Regions from separate parts of the Homo sapiens genome. Here region 1 is linked to region 2. Evidence: chromatin loops called from intact Hi-C (ENCODE). Cell type or tissue: heart left ventricle. All regions are shown on one strand. Links, peaks and the distances in the headings refer to the core of each region. The heading gives the core; the rest is flanking DNA.

What was found. Hi-C counts contacts between places; a loop is a spot of excess contacts. Peaks named below come from ENCODE experiments on the same cell type or tissue, not always from the same donor. Only the 100,000 strongest peaks of a DNase experiment are listed, where the experiment ranks them.
Region 1: a loop joins it to region 2, with 2.3 times the contacts of the local background. A loop is called at or near these places in 21 of 110 quality-filtered maps.

The regions. Positions count from the first base shown.
Region 1 is chr5:52,806,064-52,817,103 of GRCh38, forward strand. All of the region lies in intron 1 of ITGA1 (integrin subunit alpha 1), which reads left to right. Among named protein-coding and RNA genes, the nearest start is that of PELO-AS1, 11 kb to the left of the region's middle. In heart left ventricle, for the core only: no CTCF peak of the experiment used is centred there; no DNase peak of the experiment used is centred there.
Region 2 is chr5:52,887,471-52,905,674 of GRCh38, forward strand. It overlaps ITGA1 (integrin subunit alpha 1), which reads left to right. Exons shown (of 29, transcript NM_181501.2): 8 at 345-495; 9 at 6,205-6,370; 10 at 9,985-10,058; 11 at 10,769-10,913. It also overlaps the pseudogene B3GNTL1P1 and the pseudogene RPL17P21. Among named protein-coding and RNA genes, the nearest start is that of ITGA2, 93 kb to the right of the region's middle. In heart left ventricle, for the core only: no CTCF peak of the experiment used is centred there; no DNase peak of the experiment used is centred there; H3K27ac peaks cover 1,323 bases.

The DNA of each region.
Region 1 (11,040 bases), core at 104-2,603, 90 kb before region 2:
TTTCTTCCAATGGATGTCAGCATATTTAAACTTTGTGGTGTGATTCAGTTTATATACTCTAAGAGATTCAGTATTTTAGAAAAGTGCTCTTCAAGATTTTCCTAATGTATTATATGTATCTCTCATGAATTGAATTGATTTAGAAATTTAGTGTAAAAGTGTTACACACAGCCAACATGATTTATAAAGGATCTAGGATGCAATTATAATATTTTTGTGAATCAATTATGCCTTTTTAGGAAAAGATTTAGAAGTTAAAAATGCAGCTAATGAAGCTGTTAGAAAATAAAACCTGTATTAGTAGTCTTGGATTTAACAAGGAGAACAATCAGGAGTTGCTAAATATGGTCATCAAGTAGTAAACTTCACGTAGAAATAAAAAAATTGACCAAGTTCAGTAAAGAGATATTTATTTAGGTTAAAAATACCATTCAAAAACATTGGGAGAAGGTATTTATTAATGGAGATACCTTCTTCAGTGGCGATGATAAAGTCTCATTCATTGTTTTTCTTTATATAGTAAGAATTAGTCCTTTTTAGGAAGTGTGTGATATATATCACCATCTGTATTCTCATCCACATGTTACACTATTATTTCTAAATTTCCAAGAATAATCTGTAAAATAACTATTTTGCAGTATTTAATATCTCTATTTTCAGTAACATGTTATTATATTGTGTTGAGATAAATAACACTGATTAATAAATTGGAATATTATGAATGTTTTAATTTAAATTGAGAAATGAATGAGTTTCTGTAAGGACAAACACCTTTGTGTGTAGTATTATAGTTGCATACAAATTTGAGGCTACAGTGTTTGCTTTTTACAATGAATATTTTAACTCTATAATAATTGACATTGATATGGGAAGGTCTTAAATTTTCAGATTTCAGTGCTAAGGATGATAACATTTATGATAAATTGTGGAGACTTGGATATCAGTCTTCTTTTAAATTTCCTTTCTTTATTTCCTAAAATTGCCTACATTAAAACCCCATTCTTTAGAATGTTAGTTCAATGGAAGTGCCTGTTTTCTATAATGTCAGAGATTTAAGGAATTTAAAGCTTATTTCTATTTGGGTGCCACATTTGTTTTCAAAACACCCAATACTGAGGCAAGAGCAGTATTTGCCAAGTAGCAAATTCAAGAGCAAAATGTTTTGGCAGTCATATTGCCTGGCTTTGCCCAGGGTTGGTACCACTGTCCCCACTCCAGGAATGGACAACCTGTTATAACAAAAGTAACTGTGTGCTTATTAAGTGTCAGGTCTTATGGTAAGTGCTTTAAAATGCATTAGTCTTTCAAGAACCCAGTCAGAAGGGTTTTGTCATTACTATTTTCTGATGCAAAAAAAATGAAATTAAAGAAGATTAAATAATTTATCCAAAATAACAGTTAGTGGGTGTGATGAGGTGCTCCCTCAGCTATCACCCTAAAAAATCTAAGAATGCCAGTTCTTCTCAGCTTTCAGTTTGGAGTAGGCAAACATGTATCTAAAAATAAAAATAAATTATTTGATGACACTAAATTTTATATAATCAGCCAAAGTTTATGCAATCATTTTTAATGTTTTTATTCTATTATTTTGTCATCTTATGAAAAATCAGGAACTCAATTCTGTGGTCCTCTAATCTACCTGGATCATAGTGGAGAATTAGAAAGCAGAGAAAATGTGGCAAATCTATGTATTAAAGCAATCCCCTCAAGCACTATCCAGCATTCATTTATTGTTATTTCACACCTAGTTTCAGCAAGCTTTTTTTGTTGCTTAATTTTAAACCTACAATTAAGTCATGCACTATTACAATAAACTTTTTTTTAATGACTCACCTTAAGTAGCTAGAACTATGCTACCCCTGGGTATGCAAGGATGAATTAAGACAGTTTTCCCTGCCTTTAATCTAGAAATTAGATATCAGCAGGAGATGACCACAAGTGGCCAAGTTGACAGAATTGACAGCAGTTAAAAGTGACAGCTGATAGTGGGAGTGGATTCTGAAACACTGTCAAAAGAAAAAAAGCCTAGAGTATTATAGAGTATTTCACTGGGACTTGAGGATGTTACTGAGGACAATACCAGTACCTGGTATTCACACTGAGGAAAAGATTAAATTACATTCAGTGTATTCTGTTAAAGAAGTCAAATAAATGTAATGTCTTTCAATGATTTTCATCCAAAAATAGTGGTACTTTAAAAAATCTTTAGCTGTCATACCTAGAATGACTGTTCCAGATAACCAGAGTTTTACTATGCCTTAATAGTCTCAGTAATAAAACTCAAATAATTGTTGAAGGATGAATTTTTGTTAAGGAAAAAAATCCCAATAGATTTTAGTTGTACAATTTATTCAGAGATAGGAGGTCCTTCTGAGTTCAAGTCTACGTTCCAGAAGTTTTATGTCTGGAATTTTTCATCAAGTCCTAGTGTAAACATTGACTAGAACTTTTTGTTTGACACCATTGTGAAAAATTGCTCTGTGGATAGAAAACATTTTAATCTTGTGTTTCAGCTCATTTGATCTGATGACCATAATTTATAGTTTATTTTTCCTCCCCAAGTGTGTTGTTGACTATGGTATAATTCTTTTTTTCTTTTTCTTTCTTTCTTTCTTTTTTTTTTTTTTTTTTTTTGTTTGATGAGTTTGAAGAGGAAGCTTAAAATACATTTCAGTACATGGCTCTGAATCACTTAAAATCATAAGAGGTTAAAGCTGTAAGGAACTTTATATATCATCGGACCTAGTTCCTTCATGTTACAGATTTAAGCCAGCCCAGAGAGGGTTGGTAACTTGCTCAAACACAATAGGAGTTTTTCACAGGGTCCACATTCCTGTTTGATATATCTGATTCCAATGTCACCTACTTTTTGTCACCTATTCATATTGAGTCATTTGGGGTAGAGGAACAAGGAACAATGCAGGATTCAAAAATGCCTTAAACCCTCCTTATTTATCAAATTATCATCTTGTGGCAAGGCAGTTTTTCTCTGAGCAGCATTGCTGAGACTCAAACTCAGTTTTGAAGTCTTGTTCATTCCTTGGAGGAGTATTTATATTTCCCTATAGGGAACTCTTCCTGCCTTTCTTCTTCTGAGAACCATTTCATTTTTCTGAAAATCATGTACTAAGTACCTACTATGTGACAGGGACTCTAATAGCCCCCAGTGATCAGAAGTAAAGAAAGATCACAGTCTCTTCCTTGCAAAAAAACACAGTCTACAATGGGGAACGAATGGTAAAGCAGTAGTAATAGCAGTGCAATCTGGCACAGGAACATGGGAGCTCAGAGGGCTAACTCAGCCTGGCTTTAGTGAGGAGGTATTCCCAGAGTTTAAACTGGCAAGTTCCAGAAGCCCACACTGATCTTCCATTAGTTTCTAGAGAGATCAGGTGAAGGGACCTGAGATTATTCCTCTTTTAAGGCCTCTCAACTTTACTTTTTTTTTTTTTTTTTTTGGAGACAAGAGTCTTGCTCTATACCCCAGGCTGGAGTGCAGTGGCCTGATCTTGGCTCACTGCCCCTCTGCCTCCTGGGTTCAAGCAATTCTCGTGCCTCACCCTCCCCAGTAGCTGGGGATTACAGGTGCGTGCCACCACACCCAGCTAATTGTCATATTTTTAGTAGAGACGGGGTTTCACCATGTTGGCCAGGTTGGTCTCAAACTCCTGACCTCAAGTGATCTGCCCATCTTGTCCTCCCCAAGTGGGATTACAGGCGTGAGTCACTGCACCTGGCCTCAACTTCACTTTGGTAATATTTTTCTTCTACAGAGTGGTCTCTGTAATCCCTGATCTCTCTAAATGTTAAATATTTACTGTGGAGTCAACAAACCTGAGAGGAGACATCATGGAGAAGGAGATTCCATTACCTCCTACCCTCATAAGAAAATGAAAATCAAATACAGACCAGGGACCATGACTGAAAGGACTCTGAAAGATTGTGGAACCTTTGTATAATAGTATCCATGTTTTTGTTGTCTCCTCTGCATTTCTTACATGACTAAGCACTGACTGGTTAAACCAGAAAAGGAAGCTTAGCTTCTTTCGTTTTTAGGACAGCAAAGATGGGGATGGTGACAGGGGAGTTTGAGACATTCTGTCCCTTTCCATAGCCATTCCTGGAAGAAAGAATGTCCAGGATTAACTGGTTGGTGGCACAGCCACCTCAGGGAAAGGGAAACTGACCCCTGGGGACTGAAGTCAGGAATAAAGAAGTGACAAGGAGCTAGCTGGGGCCTGGGGAAGGCCCTGGGGCTGGACACTAGAAAGACCCACCGGGGTCTTTTCTATTTTTATATTCAACATTTTATCTTTCGTTGTAAAACTCAGGAAAACACCTTTAACAAACAAAAATAACTTCTCTCTTAAGTTGTTCATTTTACTAAATGGCCAACATGGATTGGATATGGTAGAAGGAAAGAACATTTTCTGCAGAAGGGAGAAAAAAACCACAATCTATTTTATGAGGAGGAATGAACTCTGGGAATAGTTCTCTGACCCTTTGTGTGTCAGTGTGTTCTCAGCCTGAACTGGAAGAAAATGGGATAGCATGTGGAATGTGGGAAAGTGCGAAGACTGATGCAAAATTCACTATCTGCCTCATTAAATACACTAGTAGGTTTTCAAGAGAATGAGTCTGTTATCACCACAGTAAATTTCTCACTCTGGGCCTAACTCCTTATCTAAAACTTAATAGAGCTTAATAAGTTCAAATTTTTCCTGTCTTTCTGGGAATCATTTTCACCTTTATCTCTGATCCTGTACTTTCCCTAGGTCAGAGTAAAATATAATGGGAAACGGGCAAGTAGGTAGGAAATGTGGAGAAGGTCAAGGCCTTTTTATAATGGTTCATTGTAAATTTAAAATTCTTAGATATGTATTTCATACAGATTCACATATGTTCTTCTGGATGAATTAGAAATTTTAATTGTGAGGATCAATAAAGTAGCGCAACCAGCTTTCACATCTGTATGAAATTTAGGACTTTGCAAAGGATGTTGCACACCAAAAATTACAAAATAATTCAACGATTATTTGCTACAGTTACCAAAGATTATAATATTAACATTTGCAAGAACATTGCATTTGTGAATAACCAAGTATGATACAAGGAAGAAATCATCCATGTCATTCTCAGAGGATATGGTGTAAGAACTGGCCCATGACTCATGACACCAGGCCCTGCCACTAGGTTGTGTGACTTGAGGAAATAATTTCATCTTTTTGAGAGTTGGTTTCTTCATCTGCAGAATGAGCAAAGAAGGGTGGCTCTTGACTTCATAATCTCTCTTGCAGATATCTGATTCTACTTGGTGCAGTAACAATAATTGCTTGTTATTTTTGCGATCATGTCTTTCCAGTAAAATAAATCTTTAGTGACTCTCAGGTTTAAAAAGAATCTTTTTTGCACCCTATTTTAAAAGCTGCCAGATTTGGGGTTTGGCTGACTACTAAGGAGAGCAGCCTGCTAGAAGGAGCAAATTCCAGAGCTGAGGGTCATTTATTTGGAATGCTTTGCCAAACACTCCCCTATTTTTAAAGTTGTTGGGGGACTTTAAACTTGAATATAGGGTGGTAGGACAATTGTTTGAACCACTCTGTAAATACGTGCATGAAAATCTTGAGGTTTACAAATATTTTTTAATAGTTTGCCACATTTCAATGGCATGTCAAGTTGCAGGGTCCTGCCACTTTTCTTCTTGTTATTTTCCTCTTCTATCAACTTTGCTCACTCTCCCAAAGAAATAGGCAATGAGAAAAAACAGGTCTTAATTTTTACTGGAATGCTCTTTCCATTTGGCTAGAGGTTTCTCAAACCAGGCGGCACCAATCACCTAGGGAGTTTTAAAATCATGGTGATGCCTGAGCCCTACCTCAACTAAGTCAGAATATTTGGGAAAGGAGCCCAGGCATCTGTACATTTTAAAAGCTCCTCAGGTGCTTCTTATCTGCAGCCAGGTTAAACCAGGAGTGTCATCACTGAGTAGGACTATTAGCTTTAATGTGTCCTGTGACCACAATACCAATCAGCTCTCTGGTTAAGAAAAGAGATGAACATAGACATTCTGAAAAGGCAACTTTATAAAGTTGAGGGGAATGTATTTCTTTAGCTTTAATGCCTCACTGTGGGATTTGTCTATACATTTATGTATTTTTAAATTACTATCATAAATTCACAATTAGTACCAAAACCGATCAATTTGTGAATATTTATTGATGCCATTTACATGCATATGTGTTGCTAAATACAATGGGAGGGGGCCTACAGAAAGGTAGAGAACCCAGATCCCACCCACTTCTTGAAGCTTATAATCATTTTGGGGTGCAAGGATTGTGTAAAACAAGACACAAAAATCACACATGTTACAGAAATTAAAAGCTAATATCACTGAGAACAGGAAGACATTACAATTGGCTAGAATCACCTCAGGAGATGGTACTTGGATCTGGGCACCCTTTGAATGTTTTTCACTTATCCGGTAGGTAAGGACATTAGCTCTGGACTAGAAAATCTTGGATCTCCCACAGGTGAGCTCTGTGACCTTGAGCAAGTAATGTTACCTTTATGATTCTCAAACTTAGCTTTGTGAGCTTCAATTTGTAAAATGGAAAAAATGATAAAACTGCTCTCATAGAGTTGCAAGGAATAAATGATATGATGTAAGCAAAATATCTGAAAATTCCTAAGAGCGCAATTTAAGTTCATTTTGTTCCTTCTTATCGCTTTTTTTTTTTTTTTTTTTTTTTTTTTTGCCAAATACACCACTTGGGCAACAGATCAGCCATGGAAATATGATGCAGAAGATCTGCCTCATGCCTGTTCCTAACATAAATCTCTCTCTACCAAAGCTGTCTGTCAGAGATTGTGTTCAAACCAGAACAAGTGGACCCACTCAGTCCAGAGTTACCCTCAACATGAGACAGGCTACCCAGCTGGTTCTCTGTCTTTATAATATTTTTATTTCTTTAAATTTGATGAAAGACCCACTTTTGTGAGTTTTACACACAAATGAAGAGGAGTACAGAAGAGCACATTTCAATTGTAATGTTCATGCCAGGAATAGTAACCTCTTCAAGGATACCACTGAGTGCACACAGAATGCTGGGAGGTCCTGACTCTGCTTATGGAAACCACAGAAACTCATCCCTGAAACTGGTTCTATAGCAGCCATGACCCTCATTAAACTTCCAATCAAGTAAAATTAATATTAGCTATTAGGTTAGATGTTAGGTATTGTCTTTGCCTCCATTTAATCATCTTACTTCCTATGGTACCTGTTAATTATGATTTGAATCTCCTTAACTGCTCAGCCTGGGTGTTTCAGCCATATATAAGTCATAAACAGACTACAATTATCTTACTATTTCTCAGTTACTTGCAAACAACAGGAACCAAGTCTGATAATACAAGAAATGAAGAAATTTTCTGGAAGAAGGCAAAGAGGCTCAGATAGGAACAAAGAGGGGAGGCACAGTCAGAACCCTGCTATAGAAATCACCTGTGTAAGGCAATGCAGCTGATGGAATAGCCACCCCCAGACAACCATCACCAATACACTGGGGCTTCTGAGAGACTCAACCAGAGCTTCTGAGAATAATCTCTGAGTGTGAAAATCAGATTGGCTATTGAAAGGTCACATGCCCACATTCTATGAACCAGGAGCAGGATAACGGACTATTCTATATGCCTACATCTCCTCCTCTCATTCACATCTCCTATGTACCTTCCCCAACCAGGAGGAATTTGTGGATTCTAGGTAGCCAAAACAAAAGAAAATATTCACTAACCATTTTAAAGAAGTTGAAGTAAGAGAACTAACATTTACCAAATACCTTGCAAAGCCAGCCATTGCATTGGTATTAGGGGAACTGGTAGACTGTGCTGTTATTAGTACCTTGCAGTCAGACTGGCATTGTTCAAATCCCAGCTCAGCCACTTGCTGGAAGAAACAATGGTCATGCTGAGCCTGGACTGGCAGGACTCCAGATCCTGATGACATATCACTGTTTTATGTAGCCCTGTTGGACTGATTTCACTTCTTTTTAGTCTCAGGATTTAATTCACAATGAGTTGTTTTTTGGTTTGTTTGTTTGATTTTGAGACAGAGTCTCGCTCTGTCACCCAGGCTGGAGTGCAGTGGCGCGATCTCAGCTCACTGCAACCTCAGCATCCTGGGTTCAAGCGATTCTTGTTCCTTAGCCTCCCAAGTGGCTGGGACCACAGGCATGCAACCCCTCACCCAGCTAATTTTTGTATAGGCGGGTTTTCGCCATGTTGACCAGGCTGGTCTCAAACTTCTAACCTCAGGTGATCTGCCTACCCCAGGCTCCCAAAGTGCTGGGATTACAGGTGTGAGCACTGTGCGAGCCCACAATGAGTTTTTAACACTTACTGTTCCTCATCAGAGATGCCAATTTGTTAGGAAAACAAAGTGCATCCCTTTCAGGCTTCATATCTGCTTAGAAAAAAGCACAATCCTATAAATTACGTAATCATATAAATTAGTTGAGTAATACAAAATTATTTTTCCTTTTATCTGACTTTTTTTTCTGAATAAATTACCTTAAACCTGGCTTCAGTTTGCTCATAAGCTCCTGATATTTGAACAGGTATCTGCCCAACAATCAGAGAGAATTAGTCCTCTGCACCTTCTGAGAGGTATTAAAAAAAAAGGGGGGGAAAGAAAAAGAATCAGTCCAATTGGTAGATTTTAAATGGCTCATTTAAATACTACAAGTTTATCAGTCTCTAAATTTTCAGCCTAGGAAAATTTCAGCCAGGAATTTGATATTAGTCCTGATGCATCACGAAAGTACGGAAACTCAGTTTCTACAGACCCAGGGCTTCCTGGGGTTACCTCAGGCCACTTATATCTCTTATCTGTGCTTTTCCTTAGCTGACATTTGGTTCTAGAATGAAATGGAAGTCAGGAAAGAGGAAAATGATGATGTACTTCCCCACTCCCAACACACACTTGTCTTTAGCCTAAACATTGTTTTCCAATCCAGCTGTCAAACTTCAAGTATGGAAGAGGAGGAGAAAAATCAGCTAGCAAATATATCCAGATTTCCTGCTGGGCACCAAATGCTAAGCAGGGTAGGCCAAAAACATTTAATCAAAAAAACAAGATCCACCACGGTTTTTACTCTCCTAAAGTAAAATATAAATTTGGAGGTGAGCCAAAGTTAAAAATATAAAAATATAGCCAGTGTTTCTCTCCTACTTTCCTAGGGTTGCTAGGTTTTGGGAGCCTGGGATGGGGGAAAACAGTAGAGGAGACATACTTATTATAAAACATTCAAAATAGTGAATGGGACATACTTATTCTAAAAATTTACTTGCTGTTTATCTGAAATTCAAATGTAACTGAGTATCTAGCAACCCTACATCCTGATATTCAACTTTCCTACTCCCCTGGTCATGACTGGCTTGGGCAGGAGAGATCTTTGCCTGGGTAGATGTTGGGAGGAGCCTGGTGAATGTATTCCTTCCCAGGATTGGTCTTGGCTCTAGTTCTGGAGCCTCTGTTGGAAGAATGGAGAAGGGCTCCATTCCAAAAAATGGAATAGGGATCTCCTTCCCTATGTTTGGAAAACACTGGTCTAAGGCTTTCAACAATAGCCTTGAATATCAATGAATGTCTACTTAGCAATCATCTTTTCCAGATGATTCTTATGTCTTAAAATAATGTTACTTCAAGAAGGTGCCTAATTGTAAGACATACTTACAGTAATAGTAGTTGGGTTGTGATGCAATTTGATAATGTGAGATTCTCTTAGAAAATAAAATTAGTAATAAATAACTACAGCTGAGTTTATAATCTTAATAAATTAAGGTAGCTTAATTTAAAATGTATAACTAAACAAAAACTAAGTCACAAAAACTCCTTGATGACATGAATAACATACAGCAGGGAGACAGTAGTAAGTAGTGGCTAAGGGGAAAGGCTGTGGAATTACACCACCTGAGTCTAATATCTAACACTGATTATTGAGGTGACTTACTGAAGTTTCCTCACCTGCAAACTAAGTTACAACCTATTGTGTTTTTTTAATTGATTGAGATTATTAACACTTTTTATAATGCCTGGTCCAGAGTAATGCTCCAAACATTTTACCTATTTTATATGCTAAATTTAAACTTAATCTTTTTGGGACTTAATATATATCCATGCACATCGAGCATATTTTAAATTCAGAAAGGAAACCAATATGCCAGCAGAAATAAAACAAATATTCTTGTTTTCAAATAAAGATCATTTCTTTATGAGAAAGATGAAAATTAACGATCTTTTAGAGATAGTTCAATGTTAGCCACTCACAGTCACAGGTTTAAACCGTGAAGTTAGTGTTTATTTTTATGAATCTAAAAACAATTGTTCCCAGCCATGGCATGAAGTCTTCCTATTGCCCCAACCCACATAAACACACTAGAAATTTTCATTCTTAGGGAGGGATAGGGAGGCTGGGGGCTACTGAATGGACATTTTGTTAGTTAAGAGCTCACTCACAGGCTGAAGGAGTGTGGAATAGGTCCACCATTAGCTATTCTGGCCATACCTCTCTTAGAGATTGGGGTCCTGGTTACCAACGAAGGACCATGTGGCCATATCCAGAGGGTTGGAGCAGGTCTCAGGGCCCATTGCCTGGCACACCTCCTCCCAGAATTCCTGAGGTATAACCTTCTCAGGAAGATAGCAGAGCTCTTTTCTAACACTCCGCTATTTCTGGAGAGTAGTGAGTATATTCCCCTCCAGGCCTTTTCACTTTTATTCAGAAACACAGGGAAAATAATAAAAGTCTGTCTGTATTATGACTAGCTACAACAGGTGGGGGTTTTCTTTGCAGTAATATTTTCAAGTGGTATCACCTAGCAGCTGGATTCCTTTGCCTTAACAGAATTGGCACCCTAAAAGCAAAAGAGATGGAAGCACTGGGAGTGATAAACTTTGTCAGTTTAGAATCAATTTAGATCAGTTTAAAACCATTCAAACTTGACACATTCAAAAGCTTTCAATGCTATCCACTAAGAAATCAT
Region 2 (18,204 bases), core at 8,622-11,121:
GAGCACCTGGGGGAGTGTTTACAGATCTGGCCTTCTCTGACCATGATGTATGCCTCAGTCACACCCTCCCTTTGAAATTTCCAAAGAATGAAATACTGCTGCCTTTTTATATATAGGATGTGTGGTGATTAGCAAAACGGAGACCTCTCCATCATCTGAAATAAATCTAAAACTATTACAAACAAGGCTCATTATGCCTCCCAACTTGAATGATGGGCATTGATGCTAATTTTGGAGGGAAGCACCAGGCTACCTAGAGTAGTCAGTGTTTTTGTTTAGTTTTTTACTTTGTCTATTGTAAAGTGGTGTCTTATCAACCTCTCTTTTGTTTGTGATTACTTTAGAAAGGAGGCATTCACGGAAGCCCGGGGTGCCCGAAGAGGAGTTAAAAAAGTCATGGTTATTGTGACAGATGGAGAGTCTCATGACAATCATCGACTGAAGAAGGTCATCCAAGACTGTGAAGATGAAAACATTCAACGGTTTTCCATAGCTGTAAGTGTGTTGCCGGAGATATTTTCAAACTCTTAGGTGTAGAGAAGAGCTGTGTGCATATTGGGTAATTTTATGAAAGTCACACAAACCAGGTTGGAAAAGAGAAAGGTCTCCATTTGAAGGTAAGCCCTGGGAGGACAGACTTGGATCTTGCTCCCTCTGGGTCCTTAGTACCCAGCACAATGCCAGGCCAAACAGACACTCAACAAACAATCATTGAAAGGAAGGAAGGAAGGAAGAAAATAAGGAAACATGAAAAGAGGAAGAAGGAAGCAAAAACATAAGAAGGAAGGAAGGGTGAGAAAAAGAGGACTGAAAAAAAGAAGAGGAAAAGAAGAGGAGGAAAGGAAGGGAAGAGGGTGGGAAGGCGGGAAAAATGCCTTTGCCTTTAAATAAGAGAGAGGATTTGTTCAGTATAACAAGAGCAGTGGCCATTGGGCTTCCCTTCCCCGTCTGAGCAATTTTCGACTCTCTTTTTCATTAATTATCTTCCCCCATCACTTAGCTAAAGTGGGGGAAAGTGCCAGTTGTCTCTGTTTAAATATTAACAACTTCTGACGTTTGACACTTGCTTTTCAGCGAAGTAGACAGGAATTGAATTTTTGTTTTCTGATGCAATTTATAAGCTCCTGGTATAGACCTTTCGACCTAAAATGTAGACATTCTAGTGGGGAACAAGTTCTGAAATAAAAAGTTACCCAAATGGTATGCCAATTACTTCAGAGCTAGCTCTAGTTTTAACAGTGTGCTTCTTCAAAACAGCTTGCAGTTCTTCTCAGACATTAGTGCATTACTCCTGTAACCTCATTATTCCTATAGCTTCATGGAACAGCAGGTGAGGGAGCTGAGAAAGAGGCAAGGGCACCCAGTGACTTGGGTGGTCCCAGAGGACAGGGGCAAAGTGGCTTAAAGTCCTCTGATGAGACGTGTGGTATTTCCTCTGGGATGGTCACTGATACTCCCCAGGGAAAAGGATGAGGGCTTTACTGAAGCAAAAGAAAAGAATTGAGAATAAATCTGCCACTGCCTTCTCTCTAGTAAGGAACATTCAAAAGCCACTGCACTGCCTTCAAGACTCACTTTCTCACATTAACATTGAGTGTACATTATAGTATTTCAGTTGCTGCTCTAAACTACTATCCATTTTTTTTTTTAAATGGAGTCTCGCTCTGTCACCCAGGCTGGAGTGAAGTGGCACGATCTCGGCTCACTGCAACCTCCAACCTCCCAGGATCAAGCAATTCTCCTGCCTCAGCCTCCCAAGTAGCTGGGACCACAGGCGCACACCACCACACTTGGCTAATTTTTTTATTTTTAGTAGAGATGGGGTTTCACCATGTTGGTCGGGCCGGTCTTGAACTACTGACCTCAGGGGATCCACCTGCCTTGACCTCCCAAAGTGCTGGGATTACAGGCGTGAGCCACCGTGCCCAGCCCACTATGCATTTAATGATACAAATAAACAAGTCTTTCGTAGATTATAAACAGCAGCACTTTAAACAGTAATTTTAGTTCTTTTCTAACTTTCTATAAGTGAAAAATCTGTATCCTTCTTAATCAAACTATCAGTTTTTTAATCTACCATTCTAAATCTAACTTTAAAAAACTACATGTAGATGTGCAGTGGGGGTGAGCTACTCAGATGGGTAGGGGGAGCCTCAGACCTGGAGGAAAGGGGTGGGGGCAGCCCTCAAGCCCATTGCCCTTGTGCCCACTATCCTCCCAGGCCACAGTGCAGAACCATGGTCGGAAGGGTGCTTGAGGTCTGTTTTGTAACAGGACTTTGAAGGCAGCACCATGGAGCTCTTCGTTTTTAATGATGCCAGACAAGGCTATTATTGGAAAAAGAAATGTGAAGCCAAAAAATTCCTGTACCTTCATGGTCACTGGAGGCCAAGACTCTCCTTCTTCTTAGAGGATTTGGATATTCTTAAAAAAAAAAATCAAGCAATAGCAAAGGGCTCAGTGTCTTTCCTTTATTTTTTGGATTCCAGGAGCATAGCCTTGAATTAATCCGATCCTTGCTTCGTTCAGGCCAAATTGTAATCATTTGTTGAAACAAACTTTATTTGTTTCTCTGTTTAGAACTATATCTGTGTATTTATTTTAATAATATTATAAGCATCCATGGACCTACCACCCAAATTGAGAGCTAGCTCTCTTTTTTGGTAACTACATCTGAGCACATTTACCACCTGCCTTCCTCCACCTGGGTAACCATCAGTCCACTTTCTACATTCCTCAACCCTGGCTCTACTTTTCAAAATAATATTTAGGCACCCATACATATCCAAAAAAATAAATTTTAAGAATATTTCATTGTTTTTAACATTTTAAAAAGAGTGTAATGCTGTATATAATATTTTGGAACTTTTAAAACTTAATACTATATTAAGATTCATCCATAATGTTGCATATCTGTATAGTTCATTCTGTTTTTAAAAATTGAAGTGATATTTACAATACAGTGAAATGCAAGGTTTCAGTGTGAAAAGTGTGCACGAAGTGAACAATTTGGTGAGTTTTGACAATTACGTGCACCCACATAAGACTTAATCAAGATATAGAGCAATTTCATCACTCCCAGAAAGTTTCCTGTGCTTTCTTTTTTAAAATGTATCTTTAATTTTTATGGATACACGATAGCTGTACATATTTACCTGGTACATGTGATATTTTGATACAGGCATACAGTGGCTAATGATCAAATCTGGGCAATTGGAATATCCATCACCTCAGACACTTATCATTTCTTTGTGTTGGGAATATTCCAAATCTTCTCCTGTAGCTATTTTGAAATATACAATATGTTTACTGTAGTTGTCCTATAGTGCTACTGAACACTAGCTCTTATTCCTTCCATCTAATTATAGTTTTAAATCCATTAACTAACCCCTCTTCATCCCTGCTCTTCCCCACTACTCTTTCCAGCCTTTGATAACCACCATTCTATTCAGTATGTCTATGAGATCCACATTTTCAGCTCACACATTTGAGTGAGAACGTAGTGATATTTGTCCTTCAGTGCTTGGCTTATTTCATTTAATATAATGTTCTTCAGTTCCATCCATGTTGCTGGAAATGACAAAGTTTTGTTCTTTTTAATGGATAAATAATATTCTGTTGTGAAGATATACCATGTTTTTTTAAATCCATTCATCCATTGATCCATACTTAAGGTTAATTCTATATCTTGTCTATTGTAAACAGTGCTGCAATAAACAGGGGAGTGCAGATATTTCTTCAATATACTATTTCCTTTCTTTGGGATATATACCCAGCAATGTTTTTTTTTTCTTTTTTTTTTTTCATTTTAAATACACACCTCCTGTAGTAACCACTGATGTGACATACCACCATAGCTCACTTAGATTGCCAATTCTTGAATTTCAAATAAATAAAACTGTATAGTATGTACTGTGTGTTTAGCTTTTCACTCAACATAATTATTGCTTGTGATATTTTGTGTACTGGGGATTCATTTTTTGTTATTGTTATCTATTTTATAGACCACAATTTGTACTCTACTGTTTATAGACATTTTGCTTGTGTCCAGTTTGAGTTATTGTTATAAATGTATCATGAACACTAAAAAAAAAAAAAAAAAAAAACCAAAGTGATAATCTTCAGGTAACACTTGCAACTATGGTAAAAACTAATTTTTTTATTTATTACAGAAGTGATTTTTTATTATAAAGTTTTAAAAAAAATATTGAAGCAAATATAAGGAAACACCTAGTGTCCTAATATACAGAAATACAAAATAATATATTATGATACACATTTTTTCACATTTTTTATGCCCATGTACTTATGTGATTTAAAAAATAGAATTAGGTCATATCTACATATTGGGGATTTTTAAATTTTTTTGCATGTTAAATTTTACATATTGTTTTAAAAATGTTTTCATTATCTTGAACATTTTTATATTAAAAACAGTTTTAACATAAAAAATTTTTACATTAAAAACTAATTTTTTTAGGCAGAAAAAGTACAAACCTCAACAAAGCTAATTAGTTGGACTTCATCAAAATGTAAAACTTCTACTCTTCAGATGACACTGTTGAGAATATGAAAAGACAATCTACAGACGGGAAGAAAACATCTGCAAAACACATAAAGGACTTGCATCCAGACTATATACAGAACTCTTACAACACATTTAAGGGAAAATAAACATCTCGTTTTCTTTTAATGGGAAAAAGATTTGAACAGACACTAACTACACCGAGGAAGAAATACTATAGCAAATAATTGTATGAAAGAGTCTCAACATCATTAGTCATTAGAGAAATGCAAATTAAATAAGACACCACTATACGCTAACACAATTGCTAAAACTAACAAGTGAACAAAAAAAACTGACAATAACAAGTATTGACACGCATGCAAAGCAGCTGGATCTCTTAGACATTTCTGATGGGAATAGTAAAATGGCAAAATGGGACGATTACTGTGGAAAGCAGTTTGGCAGTTTCTTAAAAAGTTAATCATTCACTTATTGTATGACCCAGCACTTTCATTTCTAGTTATTTACTCAAGAGAAAAGAAAATATATGTCTATTACAGAGACCTACATGTGAATATTTACAGCAGCATTATTCATAATATGTTGAAGCTGCAAACAACTCAAATGTTCTCATTAAGTAAATTGTGGTGCATCCATACAATGGAATGCTACTCTGCAATAGAAAGGACCCAACTACTGCTACATGCAGCAACACGGATGACTCTGAAAAGCATTGTACAAAGTCACAGAAGCCAGACACAAATGGCTACATACTATATGATTCCTTAAATCTGACATTCTGGAAAAATCAAAGCTATAAGGACAGATTATTTATCGGTGGTTGCCAGGGTTGAACGAGGGGAGGAAGGGATTGACTATAGGGGCAGGAGGGAACTTTTTGGGGTGATGTAAATATTCTACACCTTGATGTGGCAGTAACACAACTATATTGGTTTGTCACACTCATAGAATTGTACATCTAAACAGGGTGAATTTTACTGTATATAATTTATTGCAATAAACCTTACCTTAAAAAAAAACTAAATGTTTGAGAAAACCTGCTTGGACATCTAAATAATTATAGTTAACAATCATATATAACTCCTGCTTCTCTCTCCTCTTCATAAAAAAGAATGCCCCTGTCTCCAGCATTTGGTTTCAAACAAGAATATCTCAATTGTTTATTTTCCAGATTGCCAATTTAGATTACCACTTAGTCCAGTATGTGTTTAAAATATATATGTGCTGGACTGTGCCTTGGTAATAGTTTCAGGAAGAATTGCTCATTCAAAAGCAGGCAACTCACTTGCTGATTGCCTTTGCCAGCAGATAATGACATCACTAGCTGGAATAATATCAAAGACATTCAGAAACTATGAATATAACATTACTTTTGAACTGTCAGATTTTAAAAATACAGCTGTTAGTAACAGGGACACAGAGTACAAGAGGAGAAATTTTCACAGACATACAAAATTGCCCTTTATATTTTTCTACACCAATTGTGGTGTTTATATAACAGTTAATATTAGGGAGTCTACAAATTTTGAAAATCACTCTTCCATAAATATGAAAGTACATAAAAATTCCATTATGCTAAGGTACTCTACACTGTTGTTTACTGACAAAATGCTTGAGATCCTTTATTTAACACATAGAATTTAAAATATATTCTTGCTGTTTCTGTTGTGTCTTAGATTCTTGGCAGCTATAACCGAGGAAATTTAAGCACTGAAAAATTTGTGGAGGAAATAAAATCAATTGCAAGTGAACCCACTGAAAAGCATTTCTTCAATGTCTCTGATGAATTGGCTCTAGTCACCATTGTTAAAACTCTGGGAGAAAGAATATTTGCCCTGGAAGGTATGTCTATTTATCTTATTGCTGCATGTTCTCTCTGCAATTCAAAATCAGTATAATGGGATTTTTGTATTTATTCCTAATACATCAGTAATACTTTTTTTTTTTTTTTACTGTGTACAATATCTAGCATGGAACAATGCTCTTTTATATAAATCTGCCATTAAGATGGCTGTTTCTCACAACACTGTGTCTGCTAGAGACTCTCTTTGTAAGGGCATGGTAGGGCAGTGCTGATGGGACAGCCGATGAAGACAATGGTCAATGTAGATGTGCCAGGACAAAAATGTTTCCATGTGCTTTGTTCCTTTTCTGTTACATAGATTTGGAAAATGAGGGTACTACCTCTGGTTTGGGTTTTTTTTGTTTGTTTGTTTCTTCATTTCATATTGAGCTACTACAAGAGTGCTCTTATGCAATAACTTCTTTGTTCACTTATTTTCTCTGTATTTTGCTCCTTGCCCATTTTAAAGGTCTTCATGGAAATTTGCCTTAAAATCCATGGCAATGAAACATTGGTTCACTGTATTTGTCTAAATCATGTTACTTCTTTGCAGATTTTTCCTTGAGTTTTCAATGGTGACTGGCTGTTGAGGATAACGAGTTATGGCATTCCCTATTCTGCCTTAGGTAGAGGATGTCAAGTAGCTAATTACTTTGGAACTCGATCTTTCCTAAAAAACAAAAAAAAAAAGTCTTCAGAATTGTTATGCCAGGCAAACTGGCAAAGCTTCTTTCTTCACATTCTTTGATGATCTCTAGTCTCAGGGAACATGCGCCTTTTCTCCAACTAGGGAGAGAAACCACCAGAGAATTCTTTTCCCCTTAGGCTACATCCAAATCCAGTTGACCCTGTCCTTGTGAGGACACACTGAAAGACTGTTGTTTCTACATCTTAACAATAGAAATTTAAAAGCACTTTCTCAGTTTCCCTGATTTGATTGATAATAGGAAACAGAAAGACAAAATGGGAATGAGACACAACTGAAAAAAAGTAGACCATTTTGATTGAGCGTCAAGGGGCTGGGAAAATGCAGAAAAATTAGAATATGAAAATGTACAGAAAGGAAAGATAATTATTTAGAGTTATGGCTTTCAAACTTTTTTTGAGTGTGACTCACGATAATAACTACATTTTGCTTTTTGACCCAGTGCACATAAATATATACATATAAAAATAAGGCAAAGTTTCACAAGATAATTCTTATTACATGTGATGCACTGTGATGGTTTCTCATCAATTCCATTCTACCCTAATCTCTTTCAATGAAAAAAAAATGCTGGCTATACTCAGTCTGTTGATTTCATGACTGGGTCACAATCCGTACTTAGAACATTTGATTTAGAGGTGATAGGAATCTACAGGCCAGCCAGACTGAATTTCTGTGCCTCCCTTTTCCCCTGGCCTCTTTCCCCTGTGCCTTTAGAAACAGAACACTCTAATTGTTTATGAGTCTGGAGTCCCAGCTGCTTCTGAAGAACTCAGCTGTCTTGTGCTCTGTGTACAAGTCATTTTTAAGTGGCTTTGGTCTCTCAACAGCTCTCCCGGTGTCATTTACCAATAAACCAGATTATGAGCTTGGCTGGCCTTAAGGAAAATACATAAGGTCTTCCAACTAATTGTGTACTTTTAATTTTTAATAACATGGGCTAAGATATGATAGAAACAATCTGTAAAAATAATTTAAAAGAAAAGTTACATAGTTACATTTGATAGTTCAACAGAATACAGTGTCATTTCTAAATCTCCTTTTAAGTAAGCAAGTAACCTAAAACTGGCAAAAATGAAGCCCACTTCAGCTAGGGGAGGGGGAGATCAATTGCCTGAAATGACATTTCAGATTATTTCTAACCTAACTACACCATGGATTAAAGGTGACAGGTTGAAGAGCCCAAACACTCCAAGAAGTCTCTATATTTAAATATGACATCATTTTATAAGGAACTTTACAGATTACAAATGTCTTCTATATCATCTTTGTTGCTACACTACACCAAAAGCAGTGTTTTGACTAGACTATTTCTTATTTTTTTCATGAGATATTTAAAAAGGCTTTATTTCTTTGTTGCTCGGGAAATCTCCATTTCCTGTCAACATGTATCTTAAGATGACAAGTAGCTGTGATTATGAAATTTCTGTTTGCCAAGGACAGTGCCATCTATTGAGGCAAGTATGCCAAGGACTTGCTTAGTACATCAGAAAATAGTCTACTGTCTCCATTTCCCGTTGAGCACTGGGAGAAAATGCCAACATTTCTAACCAGAGGCTGCACAGTGGTTAGAGTGGCTGGCCCAAACACCCATGAACAGTCCAGGGAGAAGTTTGAAGCAAGAAGCCCAGGAGAATATAGTGGTCTATTACCATGATGCCACTGCAGCAGGAAGAACATCACATAGCGTCCTTCTGTCTGTTCTCAGCTGAAGGCAGAATAGCGGCAGGGCAGGTGCTGAAAATAATGCAGGTTTCCGTTGCTGCATTCTTATTGATCTTGCAGATAAGTGAGAAAACACCTGAAAGCATTGTGGACTGAAAATACATGTTTAAATTAAAGTTAAAATGCATCTCAGTCATTTAAATTACAGGGCAATTCACACAAGAGATTAAAATGATATATTTGAATTCTTCACTGCCGCGTCTAATCTAGTCCTACAAAGGTAATTACTGATGTATTTGTTCACAATTTTATCCATGTAAATAACTAACAAATAGTTACATTCACAAATTTGATTATTCTCTTGCCTCAACGAAAGGGCAGACTGACTTTCTTAAGTGCTATTTTTAACTTATCTGCAAGGCCAAATAAATCAGTAACCCCTAGTGCAAGCAAATAAATCAACATTCCATCAATTCCCTCAGGAAATTGTGGCTTTGGGTTTGTGAATATTTTGAGAATAATTTGAGAGTAGCAGACTGCCATGGAATGCTCTGAATTATCTCTGCATTTCAGTAAAGAGCTTCAAAATGGGTACAGGATCTTTTAAAAATGTATGATTGAATGGCATGTGGGCAGCCCTATCACAAAGACCCCTCTGGATCTGTGAGTGATACTTACCACCAGTAATTAGAGCAAATAAATGCATACTAAAATACCTAAACCCTTTATCACACAATGAAATTCTGACAGAATCTATGGCCTGAATATGGGTGGGACTGATGGAGTTGAGAAACCTCTTTAAATATGTGAATGAAATTTTTTTCAGTCCCATAACATATTAAGGGAGTTTAGCCTAAGGGCTCAGCAGGGTTCCCAAGGCATGAATTTGGACAGGAATTTCCTACTGTAGTACATCCAACTTGAGCCTTGTGGACCCAAAGCACCATAGGATCCACAACATGCTACAGTATAAGAATGGAGATTTCTCAACCCCTCTGGCGAGGACAGGGCTGCTAATGAACAAGAATTTGAGACATGAGCCCTTTGACTATTTTTCTCTGTCTTCTACCCAGGCCTACCTAGAAATTTTGGGTTGAGAAATGTATGGCTGAAAATGCCCTAAGATGTTTGAAGTTCTGGTTGGTAAGACCACAAGCTCTACCAGGTATCTGTATTCTGCAAGTCAGTAGTGCATGAAAAGGCATTGTTACTTATTTACAGTGATATTTTCCTATGTTATAGCCACAGCTGACCAGTCAGCAGCTTCATTTGAAATGGAAATGTCTCAGACTGGCTTCAGTGCTCATTATTCACAGGTATGTTGACCAGTTGGTGAAAAATGAAATATATGTTTGCAAGACTTCCCTTCCCAAAACCAACATCTAGCCATCAGTATGTAAGTGCAACGTGCAGTTCATAGCTTGAACAATTATGCAGGCTATGATGATGTTTTCTAATTCAAATAGGAAAATATCATTTCACAAGCTTCTTATTAAGAAAATATGTTCTCTCACACAGTTCACTACATTGTACTAATAGTTGTGAATCAGACAGTGTGAGCTTTGCCTTGTAATTATGTATCTGTCTAAATGAAATAATTTAACATATTTGCTACAGATGTGGAATATTTTTCCACAGGTCAAGGAATTCAAGGGTCTTATTAGAATTCCATGTTCAAGACCTAGGATGCTGGGCACCCAGAATAAAGTAGAAAGACAAGATTAGAAAATATATCATTTGCAGTTAATGAAAGAAAAGGCATAATGGTCCTTGCAAAAGAATATTGACATTTCCATGTGCAATTTTACTGTATAACTTGGGTAAGTTATTTGTGCCTTGATTTCCTTTTCTGTAAAACAGGTATGGTAGCAATAGCATCTAACTCATAGAGTTATCATGAGGATTATATAAGCTAACAAATGTAAAGCACTTTGAACAGTATACCTATACACATTGTTAATGGTGTTTAAGTATTTCCCCTTATTATTTTTATTAAATATTATTATCTTATTTATTTGCATGTAAGGACTGGGTCATGCTTGGAGCAGTAGGAGCCTATGATTGGAATGGAACAGTTGTCATGCAGAAGGCTAGTCAAATCATAATCCCTCGAAACACAACCTTTAATGTTGAGTCTACCAAAAAGAATGAACCGCTTGCTTCTTATTTAGGTAAGGTTTGGATATAATTATAAAAGAGTTGTTTTACTTTTCCATTTTTTACCTTTAGCATTATTTGCTTATGTTTCTATAGGCTTGCAACCATATAGCAGGATTATTTCAACAAGTTGGGTATTTTCCAGAACCCATGCAAAGTTTTAGGCCTCTGAGCAGCTTTAGTTAGTCAAAATGACATACATGGGGGTCCTTTTTTGTTAGTAGGGCTGTCTAATGCAGGGAATGGTTTAGGTTGATATGTGCCCTTTCTGATATGTTCAGTTTCTCTGTGTCTGGTATCAACTTTAACTTCAAGGAGAACTTTGAACCTGGTGGACAAGAAATGAGAGTAGAAAAGGAAACCTCGACTTCTCCTATATCCTGAAAACCAAACTCATATTGTCTTAAATGTCTTCTATCATTAATTTCTCTCTATGGGTCCTAATTTGGGAAAAGAAAAATGTATTTTGTCATGTAACTTCTTCTTTAATAGCTCCATTCACAATCAGACAAATATTGAACTTAAACCCAGTGATATAACATGATCTTGTTTCCCAGTGTCTTGCCAGAAATGAGGAGTTGTATGTCTGGTACCACTTTATTTGGGATCTATACCAAGCTGAGCAACACCTGGGGGATGCCAGGGAACTCTCCCCTCACTGAAAAAAGATATTCACCAACAGTTGGGAGGACCTAAAATAAAAAGGACCATCAGGATATGGCTTCCCAGCTCTTACTCACTCAACAAATATTTGGGGGATCCTCTTTTGCCCCAGGCATTGATCTTAGTGCTGGGAATAAAGTGATAAAGAAAACACATACCTTGGCCTGGAAGCATTCACAGCTTCACGTGTTAGCCTTCCTCTCTGGGATCTTTCTGTCCCGGAGACAAGTCTTTTTCTCTCTGTCCCAGTTGCTTTCTATTTTATCAGGAAGGTGGCAGGTCTTTACTGCGGTGTTTATACATCTCCTTATTGAAGGACACCTATTAAAGCTGTAGGAGCAGCAGGACTTAAGAAGAATAAAAGGACTAGAGTTTTAGATGACTAAAAATGTAACAGTCAACAGCAGCTGCACTGTGACTGCTAAAATCTCTTAAGACATGTAGAACTGCATGAATGAAAGTCCAGTCTGTTTCTCATAGAAATCCTGTTACATTCCACTCTGGTCAGACAACAGCTAGAGTATCTGGTTGTTCTAAGTATCACATACTACAAGGAGAAAATGACAAACTAGGATGTGCCAGTAAAATATTACACAGAAAAGTCAGCTCCCGAAGCAATTCCCTGCTACAAGTCTCACTCTCTCGAAAACTTAAAGAAATTGAAGGTTAGAAAACAAAGTGTGCATTGCATGTATTTTAGGTATTTGGAGGATTGTGATATAAAATATAGGGGTTAGGCTTAAAATTCATTTCAAATTTTAGCATTAAAAGAGATCCTATGGAGCATGTAGTCTTAATTTCCAATCAAGAAACTGAGAGATAGAACAATTATGTCCCAGCTGCCTATGGCAGGTGTGAAACCACAATTGAGGCTTCTTGATTCTTATGTCAGTGTTTATATCACGATACCAAAATAACTGATTCTGGGTTGATTAAGAAAGCACTGCACAAATATTGAGTACCAGCAATGTGCCAAACACTGAGTTTATAGGGAATAAAAAGATAGATGGGGCAGGTCAGTTCCTACACTGATAAACCTTACTTTTTTGGGTGAGAGACAATAATGAAACAAGCAATCACTATCAGTATGATATGTGCTATGACACAGAATACCTAAAAAAGAGGGCTGGGGATTAGATTAGATATCTTCTAAAAGTTCATTACATCCTAAGGTTCTATGAGACTGTTTATGTGAAATACCTTGGAATCAAGAACCAGCTTAACCTGAGGCTTCTGTTATATGTAGAATAAATATAGAACATTTATCTTCCTATATAATGGATGACATATAAATTAGTAAAACTCCTTATGAAAGGCATTTGACAATGTGTTTACAGAGCTATAAAAAATGTTCGTACCACATTTATACAGAAATTTCACTTCTGTGGACCTAACCTAGGGAAAAAAATCCAATATTTAAGAATGCCAAGTGAACAATGATTTCCATTGTATTATTATTTATGTTATTGGGGGAAATGCCATTATCCTAAATGCCCGAAAATATGCAGGTAGTTAAGTAAATAGTAAATCCACTTAATGAATATTACACACCCATAAAAATAAAAATTATAAAGCTGCTGATTCTATGATACTAAAGACTTGAAGCAGTTATGGTACAAGGTGTACAATTAGCGATAGCGATGAGGTCATAGAGACTTGAGCTTGTTTTCTGATTCTGCCCCTGGCTATGGCTTTAGGCAAATTACTCTCCCCCTCAAAGCCTCAATTTTCCTATTTCTAAAATGGAAATAATTACACCATATATATCATTTGGGTTGTTAGATTAAGTAATGACTATATTTAGTACTGTGCCTGACACACAGTTAACACTCAATGGGTGTTGTCTATTATTTTATTATGTAAATGTTATTATGTATTTTTTTATTGTGTAATGTTATATAATAAACATTCCTCTTATTAGTATTGTGGTAGGCAGAATAATGATCCCCAAAGATGTCCATGTCCTAATCCCTGGACCCATACTTTGCATGGCAAAAGGGACTTTTCAGATATGATGAAATTAAGGATCCCGAGTTGGAAGATTATCCTCAGATATCTGGCTGGACCTGATACAATCAAGCATTCTAAAAATCAGAGAACCTCTCCTGGATGTGGCCAGAGGGAGACAGAACTATGGAAAAATGGTCAGAGAGATGCAGTGTTGTTGGCTTTAAAGATGGAGGGGGGCCACAAGCCAAAAACTGTAGATGGCTCTAGAGCTACAAAGGGCAAGAAAACCGATTCTCCTTGATAGGCTCCCGAAAGGAACACTGACCTGCCAATATCCTGATGTTTAGTCCAGGAAGCTCTATGCCAGACTTCTAATAAACAGAATGGTAAGATAAAAAGTTCATGATGCTTTAAGCCACCAACTTGTGGTAATTTGTTACAGCAGCAGTAGAAAACTCATACATAATACAAAATAATAATAGTAGCTGACATTAGTACTATTACTAATAAGTATTGAGTATTTACAAATTTAAAGACACTGTGTGAAGTCCACAAAGATGTGTATGATATTGTTGCCACTCTTAGGAAGCCCACACATTTTAATTGATAACACTGTAGTTTTTGGTATTCTTAATTATATGTGATTAAATTCCTTTAAAGTAAATAAACTCTTAAGAATCCTAAATTTGTCATTCCCAAAAACCTTTGGTTAAACGTTGCTTAAAGCAGATGTGGAGAATTCAACTTAAAGATGCCACTGCAAGTAAGAAAATATTAAGAATCTTATTTCTGAGCACAGTATTTATAATATATGACTTCTCTCTGTCCAAAAAGGAAATTTTTGGGTATGTTTTCTACAGTGTGCTGAGATTTTCTTTTCTGTTTCAGAAATTATTTCATTAGCTTACTCACAAGTGAGGGTATATGACATTTTGCCAACATAAAGTCTAATACATGTAAGATTTCTTTCAAAATAGAAAAGCATTCAGAAAAGGCAGGACAAATACCTTGTGTTTTTTTTCACCCAAAATAATATTCTAAATCTGAAATGAAGTTTTCAAAATGTTTCTTTGTGGGGGTCACAAATTGAGAAGAGACTGAGTGTATTTTTTCATAAACTGTGTGGATTGCAAGTTGTAAGGCTATGAAAAATCTTATGAAGGAAGCAGAGGCAGAGGCTCTGTTAGAAAAATCCCATGCTTATCAATAAGGATCAGGAAACTGTAAGAACTCAAGCTGTCAAACATCTGTCTCAGGACATAGTCCTACCCCATCTTTCTATTACCCAAACTGCCTTATGCCAATACAGGCATTGCAAGTGAATTTGGTGGTGAAAATACAGCTGGGATTATGTTCCCCTGCCTCCTCCACCCACAGTTTGCTGAATTCTATTCCTGCCATACAGCTTCCAAAGGAGAAGGAAAGATGTGAGGCAATGTCATGGCATCAAGACAGATCATACCTGTTTCCCATTACCTCACTAGATCCTGGCCCTTTTCCCAAGAAGTGAATTATGAGAGCTGACAGAATTCATTCTTCATAAATCCATGCAAAGGGCTATGCCATCCATTTTAGCCTTTTTTTCCTCTTTTTTTTTTCTCTTTATTTGAGACAGAGTTTCTCTCTTATTGCCCAGGCTGGAGTGCAGTGGCATGATCTCTGCTCACTGCAACCTCCACCTCCTGGGTTCAAGTGATTCTCCTGCCTCAGCCTCCTGAGTAACTGGGATTACAGGCGCCTGCTACCATCCCCGGCTAATTTTTTATATTTTTGGTAGAGACCGGGTTTCATCATGTTGGCCAGACTGGTCTCGAACTCCTGACCTCAGGTGATCCACCTGCCTCGGATTCCCAAAGTGCTGGGATTACAGGCATGCACCACCGCGCCCAGCCCTTTTCTTCCATCTTATTCTTTTCTTTTTCAGGAAACACTATTAAGCTTAAATATTTATAATTATTTTCCTTCTTTTAAAATTAGGCTTTACTTGGCTCTGGCTCTCTTTTTCTTTTCTTCTTTCTTGTCTTTAGACACCCAAGCCTCAATTAGTAACTACGCTAACTGGTAGTTACTGTCCCTGAGATTATTTCAGCTAATATTTTTAGTTATCAAGTATAAGTCATCAAAGAGAGTTAACTAAATAATCTCACAACTCCTAGCCTCAAACATAATTTTTAACTCATTTTTAAAGGAGGCCTTTTATCAAGTTACATTCACAGCTCTGCAAATTACACACACACACACACACACACAAACACACACGTACTAACACTCTCATTCTACTCCCTTCTTTATATTTCTTAGCAGAGTGGCATGAAATAAAACAGCCTTCATTTTGCACATTCTTCTTTTCCATTTTATGTATGTATAAACATGGCCTGAAAGATTCATTTTAAAACAATATTGTGGTTAGTAATACAAACATGTAACACATTACATGTTCGAAAAAATATTTTAGATTCTATTATGTATAATAATAAAAAACCCTCAAAGAAAGATGAAGGAATGAGAATGTGAGGAATATTCATAAAGGATAATATGCCTGAGGAATAGTGTTCCTTTAGCACTTGTAAGAATAAACATACTGTATAAAAACTTTTGTTCCTTTTTAACATTTTTGAAAGAAAGTCAAACCTACTTTACAGTAAAATACTTGGTAAGTGAGTTAGAAAAATGATCTTTTTCTCAGTGAGAAGTGCTATTCTGTGGCATTTTGAAAAATAATCTTACTTCTGCTCCACTGAAGAAATCTGGTTATTAAAAGAGTTATTCCTTTTATAAAATCAAAATCTGCATGTGGCAATTTTTATTCATTGATATGGCTCTCTTCTCAAAACACAAAGAACAAATCTAACTTTTCACTCAAAAATTAATCTTAAAGACACAATTTATGCTCTTCCTGTAAGCAGCCTGAGATGATCTCTTAAAATGGTTTACTATTCACTTGACCCAGAACAACCCAAAAAATCATTCAAATCAAGAGATTGAAATCTTCGTGTTCACTTTAAGAACATCCATGAAGCTACCCAGGCAATCAAGGGTTATGTATATCTGAAAAGCCACCAAGTATCTGAAAGATGTGACTTTACAGAAGCAGTGTGTGCCGTTCCATCATTGCAATGGTGGAGCTGGTAGATGTGTCCAAAGCCAAACCGTGGAGCTGGACAGAGGGTTTATGGCCCCAAAAGAGTGCTGAAAGTTTGTTGCACATGCATACAAATGTAAAAAGCAGTGCTGATCTTAAAGGTTTGTATGTAGAGTCTCTTGATCATTGTGTACATCTAGGTGGGCGAAGCACCCAAGATACACTGGCTCTGTTTACAGGGCTCATGGTCAGATTAACCCATACGTGACCTCCACCCCCACTATCGCACCCACCGCACTGAAATGATGCTTACTGAAATAGAACAAATTTTTCTAAGCCAGAGGAGGAGGTTGCATAGAAGAAAAAGGTATTCCAGAAGAAACCGAAGAAACAAAAATAATGACCCAGGAATAATTTCAATATAAAATATATGCAAATAAAATCAAAAGTAGAAAAAAGACAATCAAAATTTTAAAGAGCATGGAAGCTCAATTAAAATAGAGGAGAGAACCGGGCACAATGGCTCACGCCTGTAATCCCAGCACTTCGGGAGGCTGAGGCGAGTGCATCAGGAGGTCAGGAGATTGAGACCATCCTGGCTAACACGGTGAAACCCCGTCTTACTAAAAATACAAAAAATTAGCCAGGCGTGGTGGCGGGCGCCTGTAGTCCCAGCTACTCGGGAGGCTGAGGCAGGAGAATGGCGTGAACCCGGGAGGCGGAGCTTGCAGTGAGCCGAGATCGCGCCACTGCACTCCAACCTGGACAACAGAGCAAGACTCCATCTCAAAAAAAAAAAAAAAAGGAGGAAAGATCAGATACGTGAAAAATGATTCAAGCTCTGTGTTGAATAAAGTCACATTAAAATCACAGAAAGGTACTGTTGTTAGACAATGTTTAACACCTATTAAAACATACACAAATTTAAATAATAGTGATGATACACAAAGCCTGGGACAGTTTCATGAAATTGTCTTTCATATGGCGGTTCATAGAACAAAGTAGTACAAATTTTCTGGAAACAATTTTCTAGACACTATAAGAACCATTAAAAACGTGATCCAGTGATCTATTCCTTGAAATGTACTGTCAAAAAATCCAGAAGAGGGACAAATTTAAATGCTCCAAGGTGTCTTTGAAATCTGAAGCATAATACCAAAAATATTAAAACCACCTGAATTCTAGTGTTTTATCGGGAAATGGCCATGTAATATAAATGCAATGTCTTTATGCTTTAACCAAGAGAAATCATCTTCAATTATTTAAAATTACAATTTTAAAAGCTAGTAGCAGCACAGAAAAGGTTTACATTTTCTATGATTCCAATTATATGAAAAGTGTTAATTTCTGTAGTGCAGACACATATATCCAAATGAAATACAATTGATTTATTACAAATTGGGGTGGGGATGTGCAATTTTTTATGTGTGTCATCATTGTTATATCATTTGTGATTTTAAATAATGAAAAACTCAGATTGGGGGAAAATAACTTCTCAGGAGAAAGCAGTTGTGGTAGATAGAGAGCATATTAAAAGCTTCCACCAAAACAAATTCTTACGTGCATTGAAGAAAAAATATTATTTTCAAAATATAACCATATAAAAATGA